Regions from separate parts of the Mus musculus genome. Here all the other regions are linked to region 7. Evidence: chromatin loops called from intact Hi-C (ENCODE). Cell type or tissue: heart. All regions are shown on one strand.

Region 1 (4,000 bases), 280 kb before region 7:
AACTTTAAGGTCACCCTTGAATACACGAGACAACTTCCCACTCCATTTCAAAAAAGAATACTGAATAAATTAATCAAAATTGAGACAGAGTCTTATAAGTCCCATATCGGTATTTCTCTTACATTCCTAAATAATGAAGTTAGGTTTTTTGATGAAGAACCATTACTTTTTCACTTTAAAGGAAATGGCTGCAGAGGTTACAAATGTATATTTTGATGCTGTTCCCACTAATCTTCACCTGATGTCTGAAGAGGAAGGATGTTTTAATAGTGGTGTTAAGGCTGTAGAATAGGAACCAATATTTGAAAATCATATGGTCACTTTGGATGTTTTAAAGAGCTATGACCACACTTTCCACTGATAAGTACCATAGGAAAACTACAGAATCCTTAATTGATTTGCCACCTAGGGTAAGCTTGCCTCTCTTATCACCACTTGACTGTTAAGCACATTGTACTAAATGTACCAAGACACCAAGGGCACAAAAAAAAAGTCAATAACCCTCAAATTAGTAGCCATAAAGGTTTGAAATTTTCCTTCTTAGATGAAATGGCTGAACCAAATGTAGGAATAAAGAATCCTATGCGTTTGCTTGCTGGATATTTGGGGTAATGAAGTTTGACTTTAAAATTAAGCTAGAAACTTAGGTAAACATTACAAAGTGTCTTTATAAAATTTTAATAAAAATAGGTGTACATGATATTTGCAATGAAATACATTATCATTTAGGCATGTTTACTGACATAGACCTGGAATACTACTACCTACTTGGAAAGCTGAGGCAGTAAGTAAGATACCAAGTTCAAGATCTGTCTGGGCTATAGAAAGACAGCCTGGGAAATTAATGAGATCCTGCTTTATGGGGACAAAAGGTTAAAAAAAAACCAAGATAAACAAAAACAAACTAAGGCCTTGGGATACAGCTCAATTTAACAGCAGGAACTGGTTCTGGGAACTCTGTGACATCACAGAGTAAGGACTGCTATGACATCACTTGGTAATATGATTTTATGGGATGCAACATGCATGGAGCCCACTGCTTACTGCTGTGTCAATGTCATTATTCTGACTTCAGATTCCATGAAGGGAGAAGTAATGACTCTTGGAGGAGGCAGCAGACAGAGCAGATATACAATGTATATTTACTTGTGTGTGAGTTGGCAGTAAAGTACAACAAAGGCTGCCCAGTGGCTAACAGTGCAAAACTAGAACCACTAAACCTGCATTTTACTGTAGTGGGCCATGTCCCTTCCCAAAATCTAGGTCCTTGTGAAACTGTACCCAATAAAGTACAATGGAAACGGCATAGATTTAAGAACCTGGGAGAATGGGAGTCTACTACTTACTTGGTGACTTGTTCCCTGAACCTAGTCCGAAGACAGAAAGAAGCACCAAGACAACAGTAGACAAAAACAAGGAGGGCAGGAGTTGTAATACTAAGCAAAGCCAGCAGCATGAGAAGACAGAGGGAGAGCGTTCCCCAAATCCTAAATTTTGACTTAGCTGTAATTTTCAATAAGCAAGGAAGGGAAATAATACAGTTATAAGAAAAACTAAATAGCTGATGTAAATGTTTATCTAGAAAAAATTAAGGTAGAGTAAATTGCCCATTAAAATTTCATCAGAATGTATATATTCAAAGAAGTAATTTACATGTGTAACTGTGATTCCATGTCACCAAGGCAAATATGAATACCTTACTAACAAAGTAAAATTGGATATGATACCTGTTAGGTGTTCTTATCTAAAGATTACAGAATATAAAAAATGTGTTTATGATATGGCAAATATACATATGTATGAACAGAAAAATCTATACTTGTGAAAAAGAAGGTGGATTTCCTACAAAAGGCTTCTTTAGCGTCCCAGACTATGAATATTATGAAATATAAAATATTTATTATTTATGTAAATTAGTTAGTGAATGATTTTTTTTAATGGATCAACATTTATTCCTCAGCATCTATTCTTATGAATTAATGAAAATAAGTAAACAGTGGTAAAACAAGAAAAGAAAAAGAAAATAAGCAACCCTGTTTCTAGAAAGTCTCTGAAATAATACACAAAGCCACTAGGTGTTGCTATACACCCAAAAATGAAAATAGCTACAGGGATTTCAGTTTAAGCACACATTGCAATCTTCTCACACTCCATTGTCAGCCAGTTTGATTCAGCAATGATTCTCCGTAAGAAAAGAAGGGGAAAGATGAGTACAGTAGGAATGGCGACAAAGTAAGGGACAGGAGCAAATCAGTGAGAAATCTCAGGTCCAGCCTCTGGATACAAAGCATGACGGAGCCAGTTACGATCACAAGTGGCTTAGGAAGCTAAGTATTATCAAGGACTGTTCCCACTTTGCAGATCTCAAAGCACAATGCTTGGCACTGTGATAAATATACAGGCTACAAAGGAGCAAGTAAATACTGTAGATCAACCATCTATTCCTACTCTTGCTAGTTCAAATACTCACTTCTCATTCACTTGTTCAGGAAGCACTATGTACCATCATGGAGACTGATAACATTAAGAAGTTTAAATACCACGTGCACCCAGTGTAAAGCAGGAAATAGAATGATGGCTAAGGGATCCTGCCAGACCCTTGGTCTGTTTGCAATTCAAGTGAAGGGAAGAGCTACACTGCAGAAATGCAAGTGGAGGCCTATGAGAAGGTTCGCTGGGAGCACAGAGAAAATCCTTTACTCTCTGAGTACTTGAGTTGGAAAGCAAGGTGGACTTCCCCTCAGCAGAGTAGTGAGAGTGACAAGTTACGGCAGATGAAAATATACAGAAGCATATTCTTGCTGTGTTTCTGAGAAATGGTCACCTCGCTGGTGTGGGTAAACGATAAGACACCATGTGAGTGTAATGGGAGATGACTCTGGCTGACAAAACTAGGACTCAGTTAAGTCTGGAAATTAGGCTGGAGGACACAGAGGGCTAGCCAAGGGTCTTAGTTAGAGGAACAGCATGATGAGAGATATGCAGTTAGATAATTATGTCAGAGGCAGTCAGGACAACCTTGGCTGGCAGCGACTGGAGGCAGGAGACCAATTAGCAGGTAGGAGAAATAAAACTGCAGAGATATGGGGCTCCAATTAAGTCAGAGATAGCACTTGCCAGTCCTCAGAAATTGTCTGGAAGGATATCAGGACATCAGGAGAAGGGTCAGTCTACACCAATATCTTCATGGTAAATAAAGCTGAGAGGAGAAAGGCTTGATGGGGGCACAGAGTATCTTTCATGGGAACAGTTTAGCATAAGAGGCGTGTGTCTGAAGGTCTAACTGACATTGGTATCCTATACTAGTACTGGGCTACCATGGGAAACAGAACCTGTTGTATCATATGGCAGAAATGGGTGAGAGTTGGGGGAGACACTAGTTTTACTCAGGGCATCCAGGCCACCAGAACCCTGCCTGCACTTCATGGATAGTTTTCTTATTATCAGAGTCTGGGCAACAGAGCACAGGAAACCCAATGTTGTTTCTACAGACAGACGACTATAATAAAAGTTGAGACAAAGGGCTGAATCTTTCTTTCTCAATGTATCTGATGAAGTGGGAAGGCACTCTGTCTTCTTGCCATCTTTAAGCATCTATGATTGCCAGCACAGATCCGGGAAAGGGACCTGACGGCCTTGGTTTTGAGTCCCACTCCTGTTGGAAGAAGCTGGGCTCCTTCGCATGACAGGCAGTACTGTCTACAAAGTAGAATAAAGCAGGAGCCTTGTCAAAAGAAAGAAGAAAACAATAAACAACAACAAAACCTCTGGGTACCTCTTCCTTTTCACTGTAGAAGTTAAACATAACACATGTCTTAACAAAGTGTATTTAGAGGCAATAAGCCCATGAAAAGAGGATAAAAGCTACTAGCAGGTAAAGAACAGGAGAAGAAGCGGAGATAATGGAATTTAATGTGTTTAAGTCTCCTGGAATAGCTAAGCATACTAGTCTAAAACAGGCACATATAAAATTAACCCAGCTGTACCAATGGGTAAGAAC
Region 2 (4,000 bases), 160 kb before region 7:
AAACCACATCAGGCCCTAGGTTCCTCTGTGCTTTGCAGAGCCACAGGAAACCACTGAACATTTAAACCAGCAAGCGCTCTTGCACTGGAGGCAGCTGGAAATCTGAGTCATGTGCTGTCGTTTCAGTTGCACTTTTCTCTTTTAAGATTTGTTTATTTTATTGATGTGCATGTGTTTATGTATACATATGCACCACATGAATCCTTGGTGCCCACAATGCTCAAAAGAGAAATTTGGATGCCCTGGAACAGAGGTCAGGTGGTTGTGAGCCACCTCGAGAGTGCTGGGAACTGAACCCAGGTTCTCTGTAAGAGAAACAGAAGTTAGCTCCTACCCTGCCACTCTGTTGCGTTTTTACTTTCAAATAATTGCCTGAAAGAAAGAGAACCTGATCGATAAAGCAATCTGGAAACAAAACAAAAACCAGTGGATCCAGAAGCAGAAATCACCCCCAAAAAATTCAGAATTAGGATTTAACTCTACTGACTTCAATTGTTCTCTAATTACAAACAACTGTTTTCTCAGTTGTTTTATAAGACTCTAGTGGGTAGCGCAGGTGAAATGTATCATCCCTTTTATCTTACTTGGGATTTTTAAGTATCAGTAATCGTACACAATTTGCATGGCTTCTTACTTAACTTGGGATTTTATTCATTGGTAGATGTGCAATTTCTGTTACAATAGCTATGGCCCACAGTCGCATCACTACTGACATTTTTGACTCTTGCCATTTTACCTGCTAACCCCAAATCCTAGCGCATAGACATAAGACTATCTCTATCATGGTATGTTCAGTTTTTACCTTATCCTTTTATAATTTTATGCTAGTGTTAGAAAGATAACTATGATTTTCTTATTAAAAATATTCATTAAAATAATCATGACCGAACAAAAGACATATATTTTTTTAAAGAGAATTGGGGAATGGGCACAGAGAAGCTAAGGTTTATTTAATAAAGTTACTCCTATTATATGAGGCAAACGGGGATTTTGAACCTCAAATACCTAATTCCATACTGCTTCTCTGAATAACCTCACACATTACCTCCCCCTTTCCAGGGGGAAAGGACTTTCACCCAGGCTTTCTCACTGAGCCTGCATTAACTTCCACCCTGACTCTTCAGAACCCTTCCCTCCCCTTGTGATCAGCCCAAATGTTCAGTGTGTTCTCACTTCCCTCTACCTCCCCGGCCTCAAACGTTAGAGCTCTGGCTCACAGTCCCCACCCCCAGCCCCCCAGGCTCGTAAGAACAATCAACCATCATTCATTCATTCTAATCCTGCCACGGTTCCCTATTTAGGAACAATTACAGTTCTAGTCACTAGAAAAGAGGACAAAGCAGACAGTGCTTCTGACTTCATGGGAAGAAAAAGATAAACAAGTGAAAAAAATGCAAAGATAATTCCTGTCAGTGGCGTGCATTGTGAAAGCAAGGTAATTTCTGTTCTGTTGGCTGGCTTTCTGCAAATTTATTTTGTAAAACTGTGAATCACAGAAAGTAGGAATTCCAAGTCTCTACTCTGCATAAAATAGATACATTTTAGTTATTAGTTAACTAGGGAAAGTATAATGATGGAGGAAGGGAGAGAGGGAGAGAGACAGAGGGAGGGAGGTAGGGAGGGAGACAGGTAGAGGAGGGGAGGGGAAGCAAGCCCTAAACTGTGAATAAAGCTTTCCTCTGTAAATGTTGCTTTCCCCAGTGAGATTGTTATCAACCAGAGCCTTGGGCCTCTGTGTGGCTCCAGACTAGGAAAGGTGGTCTCATCTGAATTGAAGCCATGATCCCCCTATTTTCTATCTTCTCACTCAAGCACCCATTGACAAAGCCATGCTGCTACTGACCTCTGTATCTATGGAGACAGATACAGCTTTGGGACAGCAACCAAAACAGAAGTCAGCAAGATGAAAACCTCAGACTCGAATTCTTTAAGAATTGTGAGAAAAGCAATTTCTAATGTAGACTATCTAAAATTATAAGAAAATCCAAATCTTTCTAAGATGTAACTAAATTCTTTGACAGTTTTGAAAAATAAGTATGGCCTGTGTATGACACATGAGAGCAATGCCTACAATGGCCACAAGAGGGCATAAGATACTCTGGAGCTGAAATTAACAGGCAGTTGTGAGCTGCCAGATGTGGGTACCAGGAACGGAACTCAGGTCCTCTAGAATTGCAGGCCCTTTTAGCCACAGACCCATCACTCCAGCCCCCTAATATATAACAATTCTTAAAAGCTTACCAAAAATAATTCAATTTCTATTTTTAAATTACTTTATAAAATTTAGACGTGAATTTATTTTAAACAGAGCAGGACGACAAAACTCCCTAAAGTATGAAAATGCAATTCTATCACTCCTTGCATACGGATCAGTTACCACAGGCCTCCAAAGACACTGACTCTCAAAACTTACTGAGCCTGGAAAACAGAATACACAATCTCCTGAACATATTCTGAATCCATAAACGTCTTTCTGCTCTATTACTTTCCTTTTAAGCATTTATGGAATTTTAATTAAAATTATCTAGAACTAATACCAGGTATGGTGGTATAAACAGGAGGTAGAGGCAGGTGGTTGTCCATACTTAGCTGTCCCCATACTGAGTTCAAGGCCGACCATGACTACATAGTAAGAAAATTTTTGTATAATAACAATTGGACACAAAAGGCCCTGTCTAGAGGATAGGCTAGGGGCTACGGTCCCTGGCTCCCAGGACATAGGTTTAGACACAACATTACCAGAATATCTTTGAAGAAGAAGAAATAGTATTGCTTCAATAATTTTTATTTCAATATTAAAAACAAATCGACTATAAATTAGTTGAATCAAGTTCAGAAGAACGGATAACATAGAAGATACTGTGTACAGATTACAAGTCCTCTGCACATATTCTATAGCTTTTAGGTAGTACTTTTATGGAACTCCTGACTGTGCAAACTAGTGTGTCTCTGATTCTTGTGCCTTCTCTTTGGGGGTCTTTTATTTCTACTGTTGGCTTGGCTTATCTAACTTCATTATGATGCTTTAAGTTTTATCTTATTTTTTATGTTTTGTTGTTATCTCTTAGAAGCCTGTTCTAAGGGACAGAAAGGGAATAGATCTTAATAGTAGGGCAAGTAGGGAGAACTGGAAATCGTGGGGGAATGGGAACTAATTCAAATTATATGAGAAAAGAATCTACGATTAATAGAAGGGAGGAAGGGGCTGGCGAGATGGCTCAATGGGTAAGAGCACTGACTGCTCTTCCAAAGGTCCTGAGTTCAAATCCCAGAAACCACATGGTGGTTCACAACCACCCATAATGAGATCTGACGCCCTCTTCTAGTGTGTCCAAAGACAGCTACAGTGTACTTACATATAATAAATAAATAAATCTTAAAAAAAGAGGGGGGGGAGGAAGGACCCACATCAAAAGGATACTGTGTACAGCTTAAAGAACAATTTATTTTGAATAATAACATGTTTGGCTTTTTGTTTTTAAATAAAGCAGCCCTACTAAAAATTAGTCCCAAAATAAAACCTGAAGACTATTTAGCAGATAAAAATTCTGACCTCCCCATCAATTGATTCAGAGACTACCTGTGCTAGCAAGTGCTCTACTGTGGAGCTGCACCCTGAAAACTTAAAATACATATATTTAGGATATACATCTCATAACGCTAAATTAGCACTTAAAGCTCAATTTGTTCTTTAAATGATAACTGAATCACTAATTGCTAGAAAGGTGGCTCAGAAATTTGCAGAGAACAAAAGCCAGTTTAATTCCTAGCACCCACATGGAGGCTCATTCATGACTGTCCTCAACTCCAGTTCCAGTGGATCTGACCCCCCTCTTCTGACCTTCATGGGCAGCAAGGCACACATGTGGTGCACTTGCACACATGTAAGCAAAACACATAGATAAAATAGAATTAAAAAAAATCAATCTTTTTGAAAAGTCGAGTTATCTTGCATTGTTTTTTTTTTTTTCTGAATGATAAAGTGGTTGAAAAGTTTACC
Region 3 (4,000 bases), 210 kb after region 7:
ATAAAAGCCAATTTGTGGTAACAGTAATCTTCTACGTGAAAGATGATAGTATATTTGCTTACCCAATATTTTATCTCACCTCCTCTCTTTCAGGCTGAAAAGGATGAATCCTGCATTGTATGATGGTTTGCCTTTCCCTAGTAAAATGCCAAATGTGGTTAATCTATTAGGATTTGTTTCATGTTGCTTAGTCAAAAATAAAATTAAATAAATCTGCGGGAAAAAAACTATTGTTTTTAAATATATTTTTGAGTGGGATAATTAACTTATTTATTTATTGTTTTTTTTGTTTGTTTGTTTGCTTTTTGTTTTTTGAGACAGGGTTTCTCTGTATAGTCCTGGATGTCTGGAACTCACTTTGTAGACCAGGCTGGCTTTGAACTCAGAAATATGCCTGCCTCTGCCTCCCAAGTGCTGGGATTAAAGGTGTGCGCCACTATGCCTGGCTATTTATTTCTTTTACCATTTATTTATTCACTTTGCATCTGATTGCAATCACCCCTCTTCCCAGTCCCCTCTCTTATGACCCCTCCCCTCCCCATTCACCTTTCCCTCTGAGCGGGGGTGGGGTGGGGCGGGGGAGTCTCCCTTTCTTATCAATGTACCCTGGCACCTCAGGTCACTGCAGGTATATCCTCTCCCACTGAAACGCATTTATTTCAGTTCCTAGTTTGTATTGATGATCTCTCATTTTTATTCTGAACATTCTTCAGCTGATCTTAAAGATTATTGTTGTGGGGTTTTTTTTCTAGAAATTCTCAGAATCAACTGAGATTGATATTGAGATTTAATAGATAAAATTTTCAAGGTCAGAGGATTTTTTAAGTTACGTTTTGATGGCTGTGGTTTCTGGTTTTATAATATAATTAATTAAAAAATATTGTTCATGTTATGTTTCTTCATGTACTTTATCAAGGTATGCCTATTTTTGCCTCTGAATGTAAATTCTAGGCAATTTTAATAAATAATTTTGTTAAATTGCAGCTGGTTTAAGAGATTGTGTTATACACTATTATTATTTATGTATTTCAATTTTTCTCTAAATTAATTGTAATTCTTTCTTTATGATTATGGGCTATATACTTTTTCATAACTTTCTTTTAACCACAAAACACAACATATGGAAAAATTCTTAAGATGTGCTTTATTTAGATGGTTTGGGGTCTAAGTTTCTCTTTTTTTATTTAAGAAAATTTCTGTTCTTTTTTATAAGCATTTTCTTGCTATTTTTTGTCTGTCATCCATCTTTTTTTTTTTTTTTTTTCCTGAAATTCTCATCATTCCTGACTTACTTTTACTTTTGTTGTTGTCTTTGGGTGTGGCAGGGTGGTGGTTTTATTTATGTGTGGCAGGGTGGTGGTTTTATTGGGATCAACCCTAGTTTTCCCCTTTTATAGAGAGTGAAGACATTAGTTGACTGATGGATTCTGTCCCAGTTGTCTAATTTATAATATTTAAATGTCTAATGTTAAATGTTTAATGTGACATTTAATAGCCATTATTGTTGAGAAAAGTGGACCAAGATTCATATAAGAAAGACTACGGAGAGAGTTGACCATCCCTTTACAGAAGTGGTTGGGAAAAGCCACCCAGAATGTGATTTTTGCACAAACACTTCAGATTGGTGAAGGAACGAGTGTTTTGGATAAATGAGGCAAGAATGTTCCTGGAACAGCGTGGGCTGAGGCCCGGCAGCAGCAGAATCCCCATGCTTGGATGCCTGATCACCTTTTACCCTTCCAAACCCCAATGATCCTTGACTATAATGATCTTCAGGTCTCTGATGTTTCAATGTGAACTTCGTATTCTACCTCCAGGTCCTCAGATAAAGATCTCAGCGATAGCTTTGGGCTGTTTATCCAAAGCTTTACGGCTACAGGGGACATTTTTGTTGTTGCAACATACACATTAATGACTAACGAGTATTCAAAAGGCACAAAAACATCCACTCTCTGTATTCAGAAATGATAGGATCTTTTGAAGCCATTTGGTTTAAACTAGCTTTATCTTTTAAAAGCACAAATCCTTAACAAACAAAACAGAAAACTGTATGGCAAAGAAAGTAGCAGGAAAAGAGAGAAAGCAAGGATGAGTTTAATTTGTAAACGGAAGGGCAGAATTAAGGATGGTAACAGCGAAGGGACAAACTTTGTATCTCTACGGGGGAATTACTTCTGCCTTCTCTACGTAGTTTATTTGAAACACTTGAACTTCCTCTTTCCCTTTTCCATTTTCCTCTTTACGTCTCATTTTCTTGAGCCCAGCTGTCACAGTGAAGTCTGCCTAAGTCACAATTCATATGGAAAACTGAACCGTGCATTGTAAAATAGGACACAAAACAAAAGACTTCATCGGAGCTGAGCTCATCGCTCTTACACAGACCAGCGCAAACCCTTCAACAGTGTTCCGCACAGCCTGGGACGGTTCCTGCATTCTTAGTGTGCTACTGCCCCCTGCTGGTCATGCGGCAGCATTGACTCCAGCCACGAAACCTTCTCCAGTAAGGAAACACTGCGTGTTTCCTGCTCGCTCTCAGAAAAGTTAATGAAGATTTGAACAGACCGGTTCAGAGACTCCGAATAAAAGAAACGATTAGAGTTTCTGTCTTGTTTGGGGGCGCTTTTCGTTTTGGGTTTTGTTTCGTTTTTCTTATGAGTTCAGTTCCCCTTTCAAGTTTGTGAGGGAAGCAAAACACAAGGTCAGTAAGGTAACGTAAAAACAACCAGGAGATTAAAAACTAAGGCGGAGGCAATAGAAGTACAAAAGGAGTAGGCGACGGCGATGTCCACGCAGCAAGGTCAAGGCAGTCAGTCCCATAAAACCCTGTCGCCTTCCCCTAGGTGCTCGAGCAGAAGCACACTTCATGGAGGAACCTGGGTGGGTCCTTTGTGAGGTTCGGTTTTGCTGCTGGATTTGGTTACAGATGTTTCTCAAAGCGATTAGGATTTGGATTGGGGCCTCTACGGCAGGTCCCCGGCACACAACCCATGGATCTCATTTCCTGAGTGGTTCTTAGACATCCAAACAGGTCAGGGTCTCTTTCTTGGATGTCAGCCAGGAGCAACTGCGAGGACCTGAGCGAGCTTAGGTGTTGGGTGTTATCAGTTCCAGGCTTCCACGCCCTGACTTGTGTGGGTTCCTGCAAACCAGCACCCAGTAGGCTGAAGCAGCAGGTACCAGGATCCGCCAAGTGGCCTGAGGCTCTGCGGATGCTAGAGCCTTACTCAGCATTTGAGCCAGCTCACTGTCTTTCTCTGTGAGTCACATGGTTAGAGCCAATTCTTCCGCCTTCTGCCTATTCACATCCTTATTACATCAGTGTAGGGTACCTGAGGAAGGCTCGGTGTGGGAAATTACAAGTTTGACTCCTTTCCACAGGCCTGATGACAGTGAAGCCCATGTTCAAAAGAGAGCTTACACTTAGGATTCTTGAATAAATACCAGTTTACCATTGTTTTACTGTGCTAAGTTCACAGTTTTCTGGCACTCTCTTCTGTCTTTGGGGGCTGTTTATAACCCAAGTTGTTACCAATTAACTGTCTTACTTAATTTGTAAATTGCATATGTAAATTGTATATCTTTTTTTAAAAAAAGGAAAAAGAAAAACTGTAAGCATTCAATGGTCCATAAATTTCTATAAGTTGGTGAGCCACAAATCTTCTCTCTAAGCACCCTACAGGATGTACTCCAGTTAAAGTTTTATATTTTTTTTTCCTTCTGAGGTTCAGGGACTCACATGCTGACGATGCTGGAACTCTGTCATTGAATAACATCCATGCATAGGTATGCATGCACAGTGCCCATACATGTCAAATATCATTTAATTATGTGCACATATGCTTCAATGTGTTTATGTGCACCATATACATACAGAAGCTCATGAAGAGCAGGGTCTGACTGGATAGTTGTGAATCTCTGTGTAGGTATTGCAAATTGAACCCGGGTCTCTGCAAGAGCAATAGGCAGTCTTAACCACTGAACCATGTCTCCTGCTCCAGAA
Region 4 (4,000 bases), 140 kb after region 7:
CAAGGAAGATATGGAAGGGTTTGGAGATGCTGTGAAGAGACACCATTACCATGACAACTCTTATAGAGTAAAACATTTCATTGGGGCTGGGCTTGCAGTGCATTTCCATCATTGAGAGAAGCAGGGCTGTGTGCAGGCAGGCATGGTGCTGGAGAAGGAGCTGAGAGTTCTGCATCTGGATCAGCAGGCAGAGGATGAGAGCCACAGTTTCTACCTTTGAGCTTCTGAATCTTCTAAGCCCACTCTACAATGACTTTCTCCAGTTAAGCCCTACCTACTCCACACAAGGCCACATGTCCTCATCCTTTCAAATAATGCCACTCCTTTTGAGCCTATGGGGTCATCTTCATTCAAACTACCACAGGAGGAAAGAAAACGAAGGGGAAAATGATGTAATTATAATTTCACAAAAAGTTTAAGTGCAGAAAACAGCTGGCCGTGGGGAGCCCAAGCCCAGTTGATACATCTACAACACTAGTGCCTAAGTGTTCAGGGAACAATGTCCAAGAAGGAGCAGAATGACTGTAAGAGCCAGAGGGTCAGGATGTCCGCTGCAAGATTGCCTCTTCTCCATATGACAGGGAAGCTGAACCCACAAAATCTTAACAATACAGCTGTGTGAACAAGACCACCAACTGACATGACAACATAGACTGGAGAAATTGCACAAGGCCCTACCACTGAACAAAGACCTACAAGCAATTAATGGGTGCAGAAAAAGAGAGGGAGAACCAGTTTTCCGCAGAGACAAGCTCCCTGATTGGCTATCCAGTCACGAGGGGTTACCCATAAGCACATTCCCATATGAGCAACACGGAACAGACTCAGCAGGCTGCCTTTATGTATTTATATGCATGTATACATGTAACAATTCAAGAGAAAGGTTATGATAGAGATAGCATGGGTAAGTAGAAGGAAGGTTTGCAGGTTGGGAAAGATAAACTGGAGTGGGGGAGGGTATGGTAATAAGGAGTTGGAAATAATAAAGTGTGCCGGATGCATGAATGAAAGGTCATAATAAAACCCATTAGTCTGTACAATTAATAAATGCTAATAAAAATTAGAAAAGCACTAAGCATAATTTATGTACTAATAGGCAAAAAGAAGGAATTTTTCCATCAGTCCATCAGGCAGTATATTCTATTAATGTCATTATAGAAGCCGTTCCTTTGTGACTTTATTTAATCCTAATCACCTCCAAATATCATTAACAAATACATCTGAGGATTAAGTTCCCAGCACATAAACTTTGGGCGGGACATATTAAAGCCATAATAGTCTGTGTCTAGACAGGTTTGGATATCTATTAATTTAACCAGGTGTTAAATTGCAAATTGCTCACTGCACAAATTTCCCAATTTCTCCATGCTTAAGCTGGACTCAATTTGAAAAAGTGGGTCATCCAGGTTCAGTGCATACTGGCCACTAGTCACATTAGGATAAAAATGAAACTTCTGAGGAATGTGATTACACTATACCAAGGACCATATACCAAGTTACTATGGATGCCAACCAGCTATCAGGATATCCTACATCTAAAAGTGGTACTCTCATCTACTGAGTCATAAATTGCACACAGACAGAAGGCATCCAGGACAGAGATCCTGCAGGACATTTGTAGGCACATCTACCATGATGACTCTATGGTACTTATGTGTTGTGTCTCTCTTCATGGCCCTCCTATCCTGTTCGAGACACACAAGATGGAGGGCAGGTAGTCATTGGCTGTGCAGTCTGAGACCGAGGCCAGAGCATCCTCACTCATAGCCTGGAGTCTGAGGGGATGTATTAGTTACGTTTCCTGTTGTTAACACAAAATGGTCTGACAAAGCAACTTAAGGAAGGAAGTGCAAGGTGGCAGTCCATCATGGGAGGAAGCCAAGACGTTGGGAACTTGAGGTTGCCGGTCGCATCTCTTCTGTCGTCAGACAGCAGAGAGAGATGAAATTCAGAGCGCAACTTGACTTCTTTTTCCTGTTCATCTCAGGACTGTGGATGATGGAATGATGCCTTCCGCATTTAAGGTGAATCTCCCTGCCTTGATGAACCAACTCTAGTCATTCCTTCCAAGGCGTCCCTCAAGTTTTGTTTTCATAATGATTCTAAATCCTAATCACTGGTATGAGGACTGTATATTTGATTGAGTCTTGGCTCTGCCACCTGCTGGTTGTGTGACAGAAACAGGCCCTTGTCTTTCTGGTTCCTTCTCTGCTCTGTAACTTGTAGGTAGCAATAGTAGCCATGTAACAAGCTTGATAGAAGAATCAAAGGACTGAAAAAAATAGAATCCATGAAATGCTAGTTGTTCGTTAACTAAGACGTGATAGCCGCTGGAACCATGTGGGAGGGAGGGGGGAAGGAGGGAGGGAGGGAAGGAGGGAGGGAGGGAGAGTGAGATGGCTATTGTGTTCTCTTCTTGAACAGGCTGCTCAGGGATTTGCTTCTCTCTGCAAGGAAAGAGCTGCTGTGGAGGCTAAAATAAGAATCCTATTTGATTTGGTGAAGACATGATGCTACTGCTGCTCTCAAAAGGCTCATAATATGAGGCCATCTTGTGTTCGATTAGAAACTTGATTAAGGGATTTTAGGCCTTTGCACCCTCCTTAGAAGATGTCCTTTAAGGTTCTGAAACCCAGAGCAATTCATGATCCCTTTTTTTACCGAGAGTATCAGCTGCAGACATAACTAGCTCCTTTAGGAGAGAAAATTAGAATGATGTGAACATCAGATTCTCCTCACAGTGACAGGAGAGAACAAAACGTCAGCCTTGTAAACAGAAGGATGACTCATGATAATACAGCTCTCCAAATCAGAGTCATGGGAAAGCAAATGCTAAACATAAGAAATCACATAGCAGCTTTGGCGTGACACACGATCATGTCCTTATTCTGGTCTTTGATTAAACTGCCTGTCGTTCCATATTTGTGCTAACTCACTCCATTCTGGGGAATTCCAGCATATTTTATTCTTTATTCCCTTCTCCACCCCCCTCATTTGAGAATAAAATGTTCTTTAGACTGGGGGAACTGAAATCCAAAAAAAAAAAAAAAATCAAAACCAACAAACCTGTTCAAGTGAGTCACAACCTAAGAACTGCCTGTGGGCAGCTCATAATAAAATGCATTACTACTGCTAAAGCATCAGGATATTCTTTTTAAAAAAACAGGATACACTTTGTATTCTGTGGTAATTACTATGTGTTCTTGAAACAGAAGTTAAAAAAAAAAAAAGGTGTACAGCTTATTCCTGACCTGCTGACTCACCTGAATTTTAATGTCTGTAGATAATGTTGGATTCTGTTTTCTGAAAGAGAACATCACAGATTTTAGACACAAATGAAGGTGATCTAGTCATGGCCCTCAAATTTGTTACATCACCCCAGTCATTGTCACTTCAATACCATGGTCTCCCATCTAGTTCCTATTATTCCTGAAGTGCAGTGATGAAGTAAGTTTGGGATTATGCAGCAACAGGTAGCTCCTGTCTCAGTAGAGGCCAAAGTGTCCAGCTCAAAGCATTCTTAGGGAATCCTCCTGGCTCAGATAAGACTTTCTGGAAAGCTCTGAGGAGGTATGCTTTAAAGGAGACGATAGCATTTGCTTCTGGTCTTTATGGCTAACATCAAGTGAAAGTGTCAGTTGGTAATGGATAAGAGGACTCATCAGCCACATAGCAAAACAGACATTTCTATCCTTGTACATTCTGGTACCCTCAGAGAACTCTAACAGTAAGAGAGGGTGTATAAATAATAAACCCTTCCACTGTAATTGTAAGTGTCCTCAACGCATCCTCTAACTTCAGATAACAAACATAGCAACATTGTAGGCCAGAAACAATGATGTTAGGTTATGTAAGCTCTTAAGCTTTCATATAAAGAGAAGGCTCAGATATATGAGGTCACGGGCACCAGAAAACATTAGGTCCTTATTAGATCTATCCATAAGTCACTTTTTCCATAGGAATATACATCTTTTGTGATTTTCATCTACAGCTCAAATGT
Region 5 (4,000 bases), 150 kb before region 7:
AAGCCATTACCTTGTTTGAAAATTCAGAACCTTGAATTTAGGTTTTCCAAACTTGAACATTTATTTGCATAATGATAGAAGACTAAAACCATGACATTTCCTCTTACTTTAAATACTCCCTAACATTTTTTAACCTTGGGATACATTTTCCTGATAACACACCTACATATCAGATATAGTTTTGATAAATTTAAGAATTCACATTTAATATAATTGACATCAAAAACTAATGTTTTACTAATGTAATAGGAAATCTTGCTACTATCTACATTACAATAAAACAAATTCTAAGTACATTTTATTGCATGAATCTGGGAATATGATAAAAAAGCGATGCTGTACATCCAAAAGAATTACCAATCAGAGCAATGCTGAAAGGAGACAGTGAAAATAATTGTCTCAAAAATTAACTGAGAAAAATCCAATGCACTTAAGAGCCTCCTTTTATTCAAAATACTGTAACAGAGTCACTTCTTTAAAATCAGGACAACAACAAGCAAAAAAAGAATACATATAGATAGGTAAATAAATAAAAATAAGCATGGGTCTCCAATTTATAATGATAATCTTTTTATGATTTTCTATACATAAAATATATAAAACTGATAATTAAAATTATCTAAACTGTCTACAAAACAACTTAAGCAACCAATTTTACTTAAAAATATTTTTCTTAATATCTGTTGTGTTTAGAAATAAACTTCTCAAATACAATCCAGTTATGGGGAATCCACCACCATAAACAATGACATAATCAACAAAGATATTCCAGAGATTGCTAACTCAGAATCCTAAAACAGTTTAAAGGCCTACGGAAAATACGAATAAGGATTTTTAATTCACTAAGAATAGGATTTTGTTACTGTTCTTATATACAAACAACTGAATGTGGCCAGGGACTAGAAGAGGAAACTTCATGTCTGATTAAAGAACCAGGGATCAAACTGGAGAACAAGCCGTATCAATAGTAAGGATTACTCTTTTAACTTTTTCTTTCTGGTAATAAAAGAGGCGCCCTAAACATAGGTTAAGTGTCTAAGTAGAAAGAAACATAAAGAAGTCCGTTGGGATGGGAGGGACTACAGAGCATCCATCAACATTTCCTTGAAAAGGCCTGCCAGGCTTTCAGAAGTTACACTTAAATAATGTGACCCTTTCCTGAGAGGACAATAAGGAGACAGATTAGACCCTTCAAGAAGTGATTCATCCCTGGACACGCATGGCGACAGGGGATCCTACATAAAGCCTGGACCTTGTGTGTTTGCTTAAGCCGCAGCACAGTCTCTGTAGCCCTTTAAGTGGGAAGTCTTTTTAAGGTAGCCAAATATCACAGGACAAGTGACTATGGCAGGCTCCTAATGGAGTGATAAACACACACGGCTCCAAGACCGTAGGCAGCACCTGCTCTGCTCTCCTCTCCATGTCTAACCAAAGAACGATCTGTGCATGATCTGCCTTGACAAGACCACTCATCTGACTTCCATTCTGAAAAATACTTAATCCCAAGAAGTAAGATAAACAATGGAAAGCAGGTTTTAGGAGGAAAGCCACTCACACTAACAACTCCAGAGAAAATGCAATCTGAAAGAGGCCCTGCGCTCTGCAAGCACACAGAGAGAGCTCTTCTCTCCCTAACAAGGAGGCTGGAGTAAAGAACAAGGGTCCATAATGGCCACAGATTACACCCCCAGATATAAAATCACTGAGGAGGGGCCTCAAATTTTAAATAACCACCTACTTCCAAAATCTCAAAATGAACCATTCTAGCTAGAGTGCAAATAGCCTCTGCCACCACTGTCTTTCCTTTCATAAGGAGGGGAAATGGCACGAGCAGGGCAGCGAGGGCTCTCTGGCTCCTGCGAACCTCTGCTGGCTCCTCAGAGTCAGGTGGCACCTCCACTGGCGCCAGTGCGCTGCGCTTCCCCCTCCTTCCTGCAGATGGAGTTAGAGAAAGAGACTGCGTAGGGCCCAAGAGCATCTCAGGCTCTCAAGCAGACTGGCAGGAAAATGAAGCCACAGAAACCCCGTGCTTCCAGAGGGGGGGTAAAAGGCAAATGTAGATGCTGCTGCTTTGAAAATACCGTAGAATTCTAACCTAGTCACTGGCCCACCATATTTTCAGTAAAACACACAAAAGCTCATGAGAAATGGCTTTAGATAACTACTGACAAATCAAGTTTAAACCCCACCCTCTTTCCCACAGTCTATGTCCCTAATAGGAGGCAGGGTGGTAAAATGCCCTCTCCTGAATGAATTTATATTCAAGTTGCTCTCCGTCTGTAGCGCCTTGCTGTTGCCTGGAAACAGGAAACCCTTCCCACCTACATGCTTCCTGACTGCTCCCCCCATGTCTCCCTCTTCCAGCTCAGTGAAGGTACCTGGCCACGCTTCCAGATATTGTTTGTCTTAAAGAGTGACTCTATACAACAGAGCAGCAGCGTAACTGCTCAGACAGCACACTAACGAGCCACACAAAAAAGTACTGATAACGAGCTTATTCAGTCAGAACCAAAGACGCACACTTTAATACCAAAAGAGTTTAAAATAGCACACGTTCATTGTTCATCAAAACAAATACGCTGAATAAAAACAAACAAAAACAAACAACCCAGAAGTGTGGGATTTGTGTAAGCCACTCTGAAAGCCTTACTTCCTTGGGACAAGGGAGGGCATGACCCGTTTCCCCGGTGCCTCCTCACGGCTCCCAGGGCCAGCTGTTAAGCCTTTATCGAGTCCTTTCCTGCGTTCTACTCCCTTTGCTTCCAATGCACTTCAAGCATTGATTTTCATCCATCATTACTACATCAAAACAACGACTACATCGTATTATCAATTACTTAGAAAACATGGTTGTGCCAAGAAGTAGCAAAGCGATCTGCACATCTCTTAGTACTCCTTGTCACACTATTCCTATGCACTAGCAGCCAACAGGGCAGGTACTATAATCTTCCCACTTTACAGGTGATGACCCTGATGTTTAGACAATTTGAGTAATGTCCCCAAAGACTAGTAAGCCTTCAGTGCCTTCTAGGAAGATAGCAGAACAATTTTCCTCTCCAACCCTTCCTTCTTTCATTTTTCTGACAAATACATGGACCAAATGCAGGCTTCCCTCTAGCTAGCTGAGTCCACTGGGCTCCACATCCAAACCAACACTACACTAGAGTCCATCTGTCTCACCTTTACCACAGGCTAGGGCCTTAAGGTTCCATCCTGGTGTTTAATTAATAAGGCTTACAAGAAACAAATATATGTTTTTCAGAGATGTTGTAAAAATAAGTCTCTTCAGGCTGAGAATGTGAGTCTATGACTCCACACCTAGCAGGCACAAGGACCTGAGTTTAATCAACAGCATTATAAGAACAGACCAATTAATGTCTTTAAGGAATTTTAGGGGAAAAAAGTAACAAGTTAAGTTTTGGTCGTCTTCTAAACTACAGACTTAGGACCCTAATGCTAAGACAAAAACAAACAAACGAAAACCAAAATAAAATGGGTAACTTCACAGATAGATCAATAAATCAATTGACTGATCAATCCTCTGAATAGCAAGTTATACCTTAAAACTACTAAAACCCAGTAAATTTGAATCACAGATTTACTCAGTGTCTAATTTTGTTCAATTAACATTCCCTGTTTGGGCTGGAGAGGTGGCTCAGTGGTTAAGAGCATTGGGTGCTCTTCCAGAGGTCCCGAGTTCAATTCCCAGCAACCACATGGTGGTTCACAACTGTCTGTAACTCTAGTTTCTGACACCTGCACACAGATAGACATGCAGACAAGTACTACTGAACATAAAATAAACAATAAATTTTTTAAAAAACCTTCCCTGTTAACAATTCTATAAATCATTTTAAAATTAAGGATTTTCTATATGTACAACAGAAAACAAGCTACATATACATAACTTAGACCACACAAAGACTTCAAAAGAAAACTAAAACTCACGAGTTGTCCCAAGGACAAAGACTTGGTGAATCCCTAAGCCAGAATTAACAAC
Region 6 (4,000 bases), 160 kb after region 7:
CTCCTTAACTTGCTTCTTGATCATGATGTTTGTGCAGGAACAGAAACCCTAACCAAGACATGCAGCATCTACCATACCTACATTTAATTGGAAGAAATGTTAAATTTCTGTTAAAGGATGTCATTTATTTTCAGTCAAACTGACAGGCCTGGAAAACTATGAGACCCACATTAAGAGTCTGTGGTCTACAAGCTTACTAGTTCTGTATTCTCTTTCCAGGCATTCACAAAGCTTACTTCCCATCCAAATGGGTCTTGGGACTGGAGAATGGCTTGTAGAAAGAAGTAAAATGGACCAGTTCCCACTCTGGCTCCTAAAGTTATTTTACTCTGCACACAAGCCAAGACAGAACTCGGTAGGCAGATGCTGAAATAGAATAACGGGAGGTACCTGAATCCGTGAGTTATCCCTTGTGTAAAAGAAATTCAAAATTAAAAAAAAAAAATCAAAATAGACTCATACTGCCAACTTAAAAAAAAAAAAAAAAAAAAAAAAAAAAAAAGCAAACAGAGCCCAGAGACTTTGAGGGAAGCTTCTTATGCAAGCTTGCCTGGTCAGCAGTACCCCAGAGGACACGAAAGACTCGCAGCCTACGCTGCACCATAACGCAGCCTCAAAAAGCCACCGCAGCTTTACATAAACAGTACTTGTACAAGGACATCTGTCCAGATTGTCTGTTCAGTCCTAGACCAAGGCCACTCTCACTCACCACTGTGGCCAAGGGTTAAGGGATCAGATGGAAAAGTCATCAGTGTAGCCTTTGAAAACTCCCCATTTGTTGGAGCTCCTTGAATATGCCATGGCTGTACCTATCCCAAACAAATACCTTTTTTTTCCCCTTTGAGAACAGCTCTCTGTTTTTGTTTTAAAATGAAAGAGAGCCCTATGATGATCATCTGTCATCAGCAGGTTTGACCAGAGCTCAATTTCTCTCTCCCTCTCTCCCTTCCTGTGTGCATGTGTATGCATGTGCATGGGTATCATGTGTATGTGTGTGTGCATGCACACATTTGTGTGTCCCTGGATACTTTCAATCCTTTTGTTTTAGTGACTGTTCATGAGCCAGGCTTAAGGAGTCAGTGTATAAAGTCAGCCTAATTCAGATTCTGAAAAAAAATAAACTATTTATTATCATCCTGGGTGAGAAGGGATAGAATCCGGTGTGTGGTTTCCTGTTAGCCTTTTAGGGACAAAAGCAGCCAGCCTGCTGCAGCAGCCATTACTCCTAGATAACTGACTCCCTTGCTGCTGGTTCATGAACCCTGTACCCCGCTCTTGCACTTGCTGCACACAGCTTAATGGAGAAATCCCTTTTCACAAGCCCAGATGATACACAGGAGAGAAGAAACTGGAGGGAAAGACTGTCTGCTTTCTCTTTCATCACGAGTGGCCAAGAAAACATCTAGGAAATAATAAATACGAATCAATAAAAGAGAAGCAGATAATCTCTCAGATTTTAGATGACTATAAAGGAGCTTGCCTACTGTTTAATAATATGCCTTATCATTTAAACAAAATAGGGGTAATATCTCTCCAGTGGCAGAGCTAGGCAGTGTGACAAAGAAGTAAGAACACTCCCTCTTGTGGTTCTTGGGAAAAAATAATCCCTGTTACGAGACCATACTGAGAAAACAAAATACCGATATAAGATAACATCCGTGGATGATTGCGCTGTACCGGGTTTCTCTCTCACCTGATTTCGGCAGTGCAGACAGGGACCCTCAGCGGAGTGTGAGCTTGTATTGTGACTTGTGGGAGGAACCAAGGAATGTCACATGAGTAAAGGACTCTCCAACCTGGGTTGCAAAAGACGGGTTCTTACTTTTTTGTTTTGTTTTTGTTTTTGTTTTTTCTTTTTTTGGTTCTTCCTGAAGAGGAAAAAGTATTTGTTCGCTAATTTCTTCTTCTATTCAGTTTCACTTGGCTCCTCCGAGTTGCCTCTTGTGGCTCATTGAGACAGTGTGAGTTCAGAGAGAATACATTCAGTGTTCCTTAACACTGTCCTCTCCGAGTCGCTGCGTGCCTTGCCATTTTCTCCTGCCTGTCTGGGAGGTCACTTTGCAGCGTTGTTTGTCTCAGAGGGTGGGTGGCTGCAAGAGCTAGAAATAGGTATCTACTCATTTCTTAGGAGGGGGAATAGAATGACGCCACACCCAGAAGACACTACTTAGCCAGGTCAGCGGTGGCTCCGTGGGCCACTGTGGTCTCATTTCTGATGACTGATAGACCTTGCCTTTTTGCTTCTAATGCTTCACTTTAGAAATGTGATTTCCCCTCACCCCCAGCCCCATACTGAGGGTTGACATCGGTGTGGGAATCAGTATATCTCTAAAATCTGTTTTTCTCTCTCTGGTTTTCTAGTTAGAATGTAATGTTGTTCTGTTTTGACCAGGAAAGCCCTGGTGTATGCTGACATCTTACGATCTGTTTGGTTTAAAATCTGTTGCCTTTACCTTGTGTGAGTGGAGATTTTAATAATTTTAATCTCACCATCCATAAAATACAGCATTATGAACATTGGAGGTAATTTACTGAAAATATTTAAATATTTTGTCTAAAACACCACATTCTTAAAAGGAAATACCTGTGACGTGTTATTGGACACAAAGAGACTGATTCAAGTGCATGGAGATGAATCAAAACAACCACTTTATCTTTATGGAATAATGTTCAAGTAATAAATACTAATGGCAAGGAATTATTTTTTTCTTGCTTAATGGTGTTTTGTTTTTAACAAGCACTTTAGTTTCGAAACAATTTTACTATGGTTATTTTATCTGGATTTAAACAATTCCAGCTCTGGTTAATAAATTCATAGTTTAAATACATGCAACTCATGATTTTTAAGTATGCCTTGCATTTTCTACATTATCTGGGATTTACACTAACTAGTCCACAGTATGATTGGCCTTACTGAATCTCTGGGTCTCTATTTTGACAGAGCCTTAGCCATCATCATCACCTGACTTCAAGGGCCCAGGAAGCTCTGTATCAGAACCTCCTGCACTGTCAGGCTCTCCAAGTGCACCAGAGGGATGGCGTGAAGAAGCAAATGTCCTTAACCGCTGAGCCATCTCTCCAGCCTCCTGCTCTTTGAATTTTAAGGAAGTACTGAATATGCTAGCTGAAAAAAATAATGTCTGGCCACCACGTATTTCTATCAACGTCCACTATTTGCTGCTCTCGTGGAAGACAGCAGTTTGGTTCTCAGACCTCACATGAGGAAACTCCCAATTGTCTGTATCTCTAGCTCCAGGGAACCTGACGCCCACTTCTGGCCTCTGTGGGCAGTCCCACCCACATGCACACCCCTCCCCGCCCCCAGACAAACACTGACTCAGAAGATTGGAAAACATAACCCACTTCTGCTCCTACCCAAGTTGAAAAAGGAAGCGGTCTTTTGCTCCTTTGCTCTATTAGAAACCTTGTGTTCCCTGATCTGATAGGGTTTCCTGGCTTTCCTGACATCACAAAGTAGATTCTCGACTACATTGGACTGAATATGTTATTATAAACTGGAGCCCATTATGACTCCATATCCAGCCAGGCCAAGGAACCATAAAGAATAAGAGCAATGGAATTTTTTAAGTTAATTTTTATTTTTCTCATTGACATACATTCATTACACACAGTGCCAAGCAACATAAGGACATTTACACACATGTATATAGTGGACTTGGAGTGTATTCTAATGCCTTACCCCACTGCCTGTTAGTTCCTTAGCTCTCCTAGACAATTTTGAAAAACAATGGAATCTGACCACCACCCAACTCCATCTTCCTATTTGGCCAACGGAGGGAGCAGCCATGGACCCAGAACTAATGCCTTGTTGCTGTAGTTTGCATGGTGGTGGCACCGATAGTTTGCGGGGACAATTTTGTACACTGCTGTGTACAGAGCTTTCAGTTACTCTCAAACAGCCACGCCCACTCCACTCGTCCCCTACTTTTCTTTGGCAGTGCAGACCTTTCAGGACACTGAAATTTGTTGCTTTATTTCC
Region 7 (4,000 bases):
AGCCGAGAGGAAGGGACTGAGTCTCTTTAGCCAGATCCTGCCGCGTGACGACGGCTCTCCTAGATCCATCCACGGTTCCTCTGAAAGTCACTAGGTACGACTGATTTCGAAACACACACACACACACACACACACACACACACACACACACACACACAAAGCAGAATTACATTTTCTGTGTTGTTGGTCAGGCTGAAAACAGAGCACGTAACTTTGCGAGAATCAGGGCAATCGCAAATGAACTTCCGTTCCCCATTGGCTTCCTGCGGCTGTGAAGGATCTCTAGCCGAGCCGCCCGCATGTGCTTCTTACGGGGCTTTCAGTGAGAGAAGCCCGAGGGTAGCGCCAGGGAGAAAGCCGCCAGGCAATCTCGGAGGTAGCCTCCTAGAAAGATCGCGGCGAGGGGAGGAGCCCCGATTGTCCTGGAGAACAGCGCGGCCCCATCCGGGAAGTGGCCGCCCGCGGGGGGCGGCTCCTGGTGCCCGCGCCAAGGCGCACAGCGGGAACGCGCGGAGCCCAGCACGGCCTCCCCGGGGCCTCCGGAGCCCTGCGGCTCGCCCGGGGCGAGGCAGCTCCTCCCCGCAGACTCTGCTTCCGCCAGATCGGTGGCCGCCCGTGTCCCGGTAGCACCGCGCCCAGGGGCCCCAAGAGTCTCGGCCGCGCCCAGGGGCTCTCGGATCCGGGCGCCGCCCCGGTCTTTCTGTCCCCCGGGGATGCGCATCGTGGGTACCTGCAGCCGCCCGGGAACCTAGACCCGGCCAGTCCGGGAAAGCGGAGCCAGCCGAGCTCCCGAAGGTCCCAGTGGACTCGGGCGTCTGCTGGCATCCGCACAGTGCAGGCGCCTAGGCGACGAGCGCGTGCGGGGTTTCTCAGTTGTCCCCCCGCAGAGCCTCCTCCGGCGTCCCCCTACCTACGCAAACACAGTCGGGGCTGCCAGCTGATTCTACCTCTTCCCCGCCCTCCCTTCTTCCGCTCACCTCCGTCCATCTCTCTCATATCTTCTTGCCAAAAGCTCCAAGGCAAAGATGGACATGAGCGAACAAGTTAGGATACGGCCGAGCGCGTGTGCGCTGGGAGGAGGGTGGTAATGAAGTGGGAGAAAATAATGAAAACGAAATTAGAAACACCCGAGAGTGTAACCCCACGCGCGCGCGATGCTCTCAGCCGCCAGCAGTCTCGGCTGTGTCCAAGTGGAGGCAAATTTTAAATATTCAATTCTAGGACAGAATCCACACAGCACAGGCGCCAGTGGAGCCCCGGGCTTGAGCTCAGGATTTAGTGCTTTTCCATGAGATACATCTTTATTTGCATTACAGGCACCAGAGGGATAACACCTACTTGTGGACGCCTCTGGGGACAGATTCTCGGGGCGGGTGGCCTTTGTCACCTCTGCAGCAGGTCAGGGGACTCTGCTGAAGGTGCAATGGGGAAGGCAGCGGCTTGAGACCTGGGGGAAACACCCTGTGCTCTAACGAACGTGCTGGTCGCTACGGAAGGCATGCGCTGTCCCCTAAGCCCTGGCCAGATGACTGAACAGGGGGCGGAAACCGTAAATCGAACCTTCTGGGTCTCTCGCCCCTCCCCCACCAAGCAGTGTCACTTTCGTCTCCCCAAGCTCACATCTTATCATCTCTTTAGAACAACCGCGCTAGAACGAGGCAGTGGGAGCTTGCTGGCTATATAAAACAGGTTTTCCGAGAATTTCCACCACCCCACCACCACCTCGACTGCTTGGTGGTGGAACCTTTTTTTTTTTTTCCTTTCCAGAGGCCTTTTCCAGCGAGCGAGGCGGGGTAGGGCTATTGTTTGCGTGGCCGATAGGGGGCAGCAGTTGCACTGCGATGTGTCCACTGGCCGTGGGAAGCCGGCCTAATTGGACTTTTGGGTGAGCAGGCTGGATCTGCGGCCTCTCGGGCTACAGCCTCAGCTGCGTGGTCTTGGGCTGAGACCCGGAGCACCTGAAGATGTTTGTTCCCTGTGGAAGGCCATCTGTGAAACTGAGCGCGCAGCACTCATTCAGATGAATGCAGATGTTATCATTAGTGAAATATTCAGCCATCACGCGAATTTATCCAGAATCTATCAGAGTTTCTAATCTTAAAATAAGAGCCATGCCTGGGTGGCGGTGGGATCTGTTAAATTCTGTTGAATTTCGAACGTGCTCGCTCCCTCACTAGTTGGGAATCACCGATCCGGATCCCTTAGAGTGGCTGGATCGCTGTTGGTGAGGATTCTGGGGTAAACTGGGAAGACCTCGGGCTGATTGTGGCTACCCGAGCTCTGGAGCCTGGAGCTGAGCAGCTCGGATCTGTTCAGACCCAGAGAGATTGCAAAGGAATCTGAAAATCTGCCCGCCTTGCCAAGCTGGGCACTGTGTTCAGAACAGTGGAAGGGGAATTACCTATCTCTTGCAAATTCACATTTCCATCAAACAAGCACATTTTTTTCCCTAAATTAAAAATACATTTACAGACAGTAATTTTTAAGCAGTCTAGTGTAAAAAAAAATAGGGGCCGGTTATTACAATCATGTCTAGGTAGTTTTTTAAAACGTGATGAATTATTCAAATCAAACAATATGTAACAGCAACAAGGTTGTGCCTGCCCTCTACAAACATCATGCACAATTAAAAACTCCAATTAATGCCTAATAGACCTCTGGCAGGCAGGGCAGGATTACAGCCTGCAGTTGTAGAATTTATCAAAGCATGACTGAGATGTTTTTATTTTATTATGAAGAGCAAGAAAACATACAAAAAAATAATACTTTTAGTGTAAATTTTCCAAACAGCATTCTTTTTAGAAAGAGAACTGTAACTGCAGAGGACCGGAAGGTCTTCCAGAGCACATTTCAACATCACAAATCTCATTTATAGACTCACCATTCCTAGTAACTGACACTACCTTATTAAAAATTGTAGTAAATATTCATATTTGAGAGGGATGAAAAAGAGTTATACTAGCCTTGTGGTCCAGGTTGCAGAGGGGCAATTGATCTAAATTGGATTAAAAATACTAGGCCAGGCCTATAGCTGCTCAACCAGGGCTAGGGCACTACTTGAACTTGTGAACCATGATTGCTCTGTGTCTGGAGGCAAACCCGGATAAGTGCTGACACACTGAGGCTGTGGGTAGGCATCTTATTCTGTTTTTAGATGGCCAAAAAGCCGTGCCAAAGACCAATTGCAAACATCTCTTTAAAGAAAGTTTTGTCACACATTGGCAGTGATAGGAAAAATCAAATGATCTCATGGGTTTGAAGCAGAGTATCACTTTTTAGAACACTTTTGTCCTTTGCTCAATCCTCTGCCAGACCAACTGGACTTGGAAGGTATCTGTGACTCCAGTGTGTGCAGTCCACATATCCATTATATGTTAAGAAAACTGGATTTCTGAGGTTCATAAGATGGCTCAGTGGTTACAAGAGCTTGCTGCTCCTCCAGAGGACCTCATTATGGTTCCCAGTATCCACCTGGGTAGCTCATAATTACCCAGAACTCACCCAGCTCCAGGGGAATCTGATACCTCTGGCTTCCTTAGGCAACAGCTCTTTTTTTTTAATGTGAGTAGACGGTTGCTGTCTTCAGACACACCAGTAGAGGGCATTGAATCCCACTACAGATGGTTGTGAGCCACCATGTGTTTGGTGGGAATTGAACTCATGACTACTCATGGCCTCTGGAAGAGCAGTCAGTGCCTTTTTGTTTGTTTGTTTGTTTGTTTGTTTTTGTGTAGCCCTGGCTATCCTGGAACTCACTGTATAGATCAGGCTGGCTTCGAACTCAGAAAGCCACCTGCCTCTGCCTCTGCCTCTGCCTCCCAAGTGCTGGGATTAAAGACGTGCACCACCACTGCCTAGCCAGTCAGTGCTCTTAATCACTAAACCATCTCTCCAGGCCCACTTACCAGCTATTGTTAATCCCATCAGGTGAGAATAAGACCCAGGCATCACCTCTTAAGTGCACACATCTACACTCACATGCAGATACCCTCCCCTTCCC

Evidence for each region. Hi-C counts contacts between places; a loop is a spot of excess contacts. Peaks named below come from ENCODE experiments on the same cell type or tissue, not always from the same donor. Only the 100,000 strongest peaks of a DNase experiment are listed, where the experiment ranks them.
Region 1: it touches region 7 in a loop (12-fold over the local background); 9 of 42 quality-filtered maps call a loop at or near these places.
Region 2: it touches region 7 in a loop (6-fold over the local background); 13 of 42 quality-filtered maps call a loop at or near these places.
Region 3: it touches region 7 in a loop (5-fold over the local background); 37 of 42 quality-filtered maps call a loop at or near these places.
Region 4: a loop joins it to region 7, with 2.1 times the contacts of the local background. A loop is called at or near these places in 12 of 42 quality-filtered maps.
Region 5: it touches region 7 in a loop (2.9-fold over the local background); 12 of 42 quality-filtered maps call a loop at or near these places.
Region 6: a loop joins it to region 7, with 9 times the contacts of the local background. A loop is called at or near these places in 13 of 42 quality-filtered maps.

The regions. Positions count from the first base shown.
Region 1 is chr16:50,252,615-50,256,614 of GRCm38, forward strand. All of the region lies in intron 7 of Bbx (bobby sox HMG box containing), which reads right to left. Among named protein-coding and RNA genes, the nearest start is that of Bbx, 180 kb to the right of the region's middle. In heart, a CTCF peak has its summit at 2,067 (motif pointing right); no DNase peak of the experiment used is centred here.
Region 2 is chr16:50,372,709-50,376,708 of GRCm38, forward strand. The region is part of intron 2 of Bbx (bobby sox HMG box containing); the gene reads right to left. Among named protein-coding and RNA genes, the nearest start is that of Bbx, 58 kb to the right of the region's middle. In heart, a CTCF peak has its summit at 2,070 (motif pointing right); no DNase peak of the experiment used is centred here.
Region 3 is chr16:50,734,514-50,738,513 of GRCm38, forward strand. No RefSeq gene overlaps it. Among named protein-coding and RNA genes, the nearest start is that of Dubr, 3.7 kb to the left of the region's middle. In heart, no CTCF peak of the experiment used is centred here; DNase peaks (open chromatin) are centred at 2,418 and 3,158; H3K4me3 peaks cover 1,778 bases; H3K27ac peaks cover 1,708 bases.
Region 4 is chr16:50,670,753-50,674,752 of GRCm38, forward strand. No RefSeq gene overlaps it. Among named protein-coding and RNA genes, the nearest start is that of Mir6363, 54 kb to the right of the region's middle. In heart, a CTCF peak has its summit at 2,169 (motif pointing left); no DNase peak of the experiment used is centred here.
Region 5 is chr16:50,379,222-50,383,221 of GRCm38, forward strand. All of the region lies in intron 2 of Bbx (bobby sox HMG box containing), which reads right to left. Among named protein-coding and RNA genes, the nearest start is that of Bbx, 51 kb to the right of the region's middle. In heart, a CTCF peak has its summit at 1,925; a DNase peak (open chromatin) is centred at 1,930; H3K4me3 peaks cover 995 bases; H3K27ac peaks cover 557 bases.
Region 6 is chr16:50,687,718-50,691,717 of GRCm38, forward strand. No RefSeq gene overlaps it. Among named protein-coding and RNA genes, the nearest start is that of Mir6363, 37 kb to the right of the region's middle. In heart, a CTCF peak has its summit at 1,582; no DNase peak of the experiment used is centred here; H3K4me3 peaks cover 657 bases.
Region 7 is chr16:50,528,470-50,532,469 of GRCm38, forward strand. The region is part of intron 1 of G730013B05Rik (RIKEN cDNA G730013B05 gene); the gene reads left to right. Among named protein-coding and RNA genes, the nearest start is that of G730013B05Rik, 4.2 kb to the left of the region's middle. In heart, a CTCF peak has its summit at 1,829 (motif pointing right); DNase peaks (open chromatin) are centred at 472 and 1,812; H3K4me3 peaks cover 2,349 bases; H3K27ac peaks cover 2,365 bases.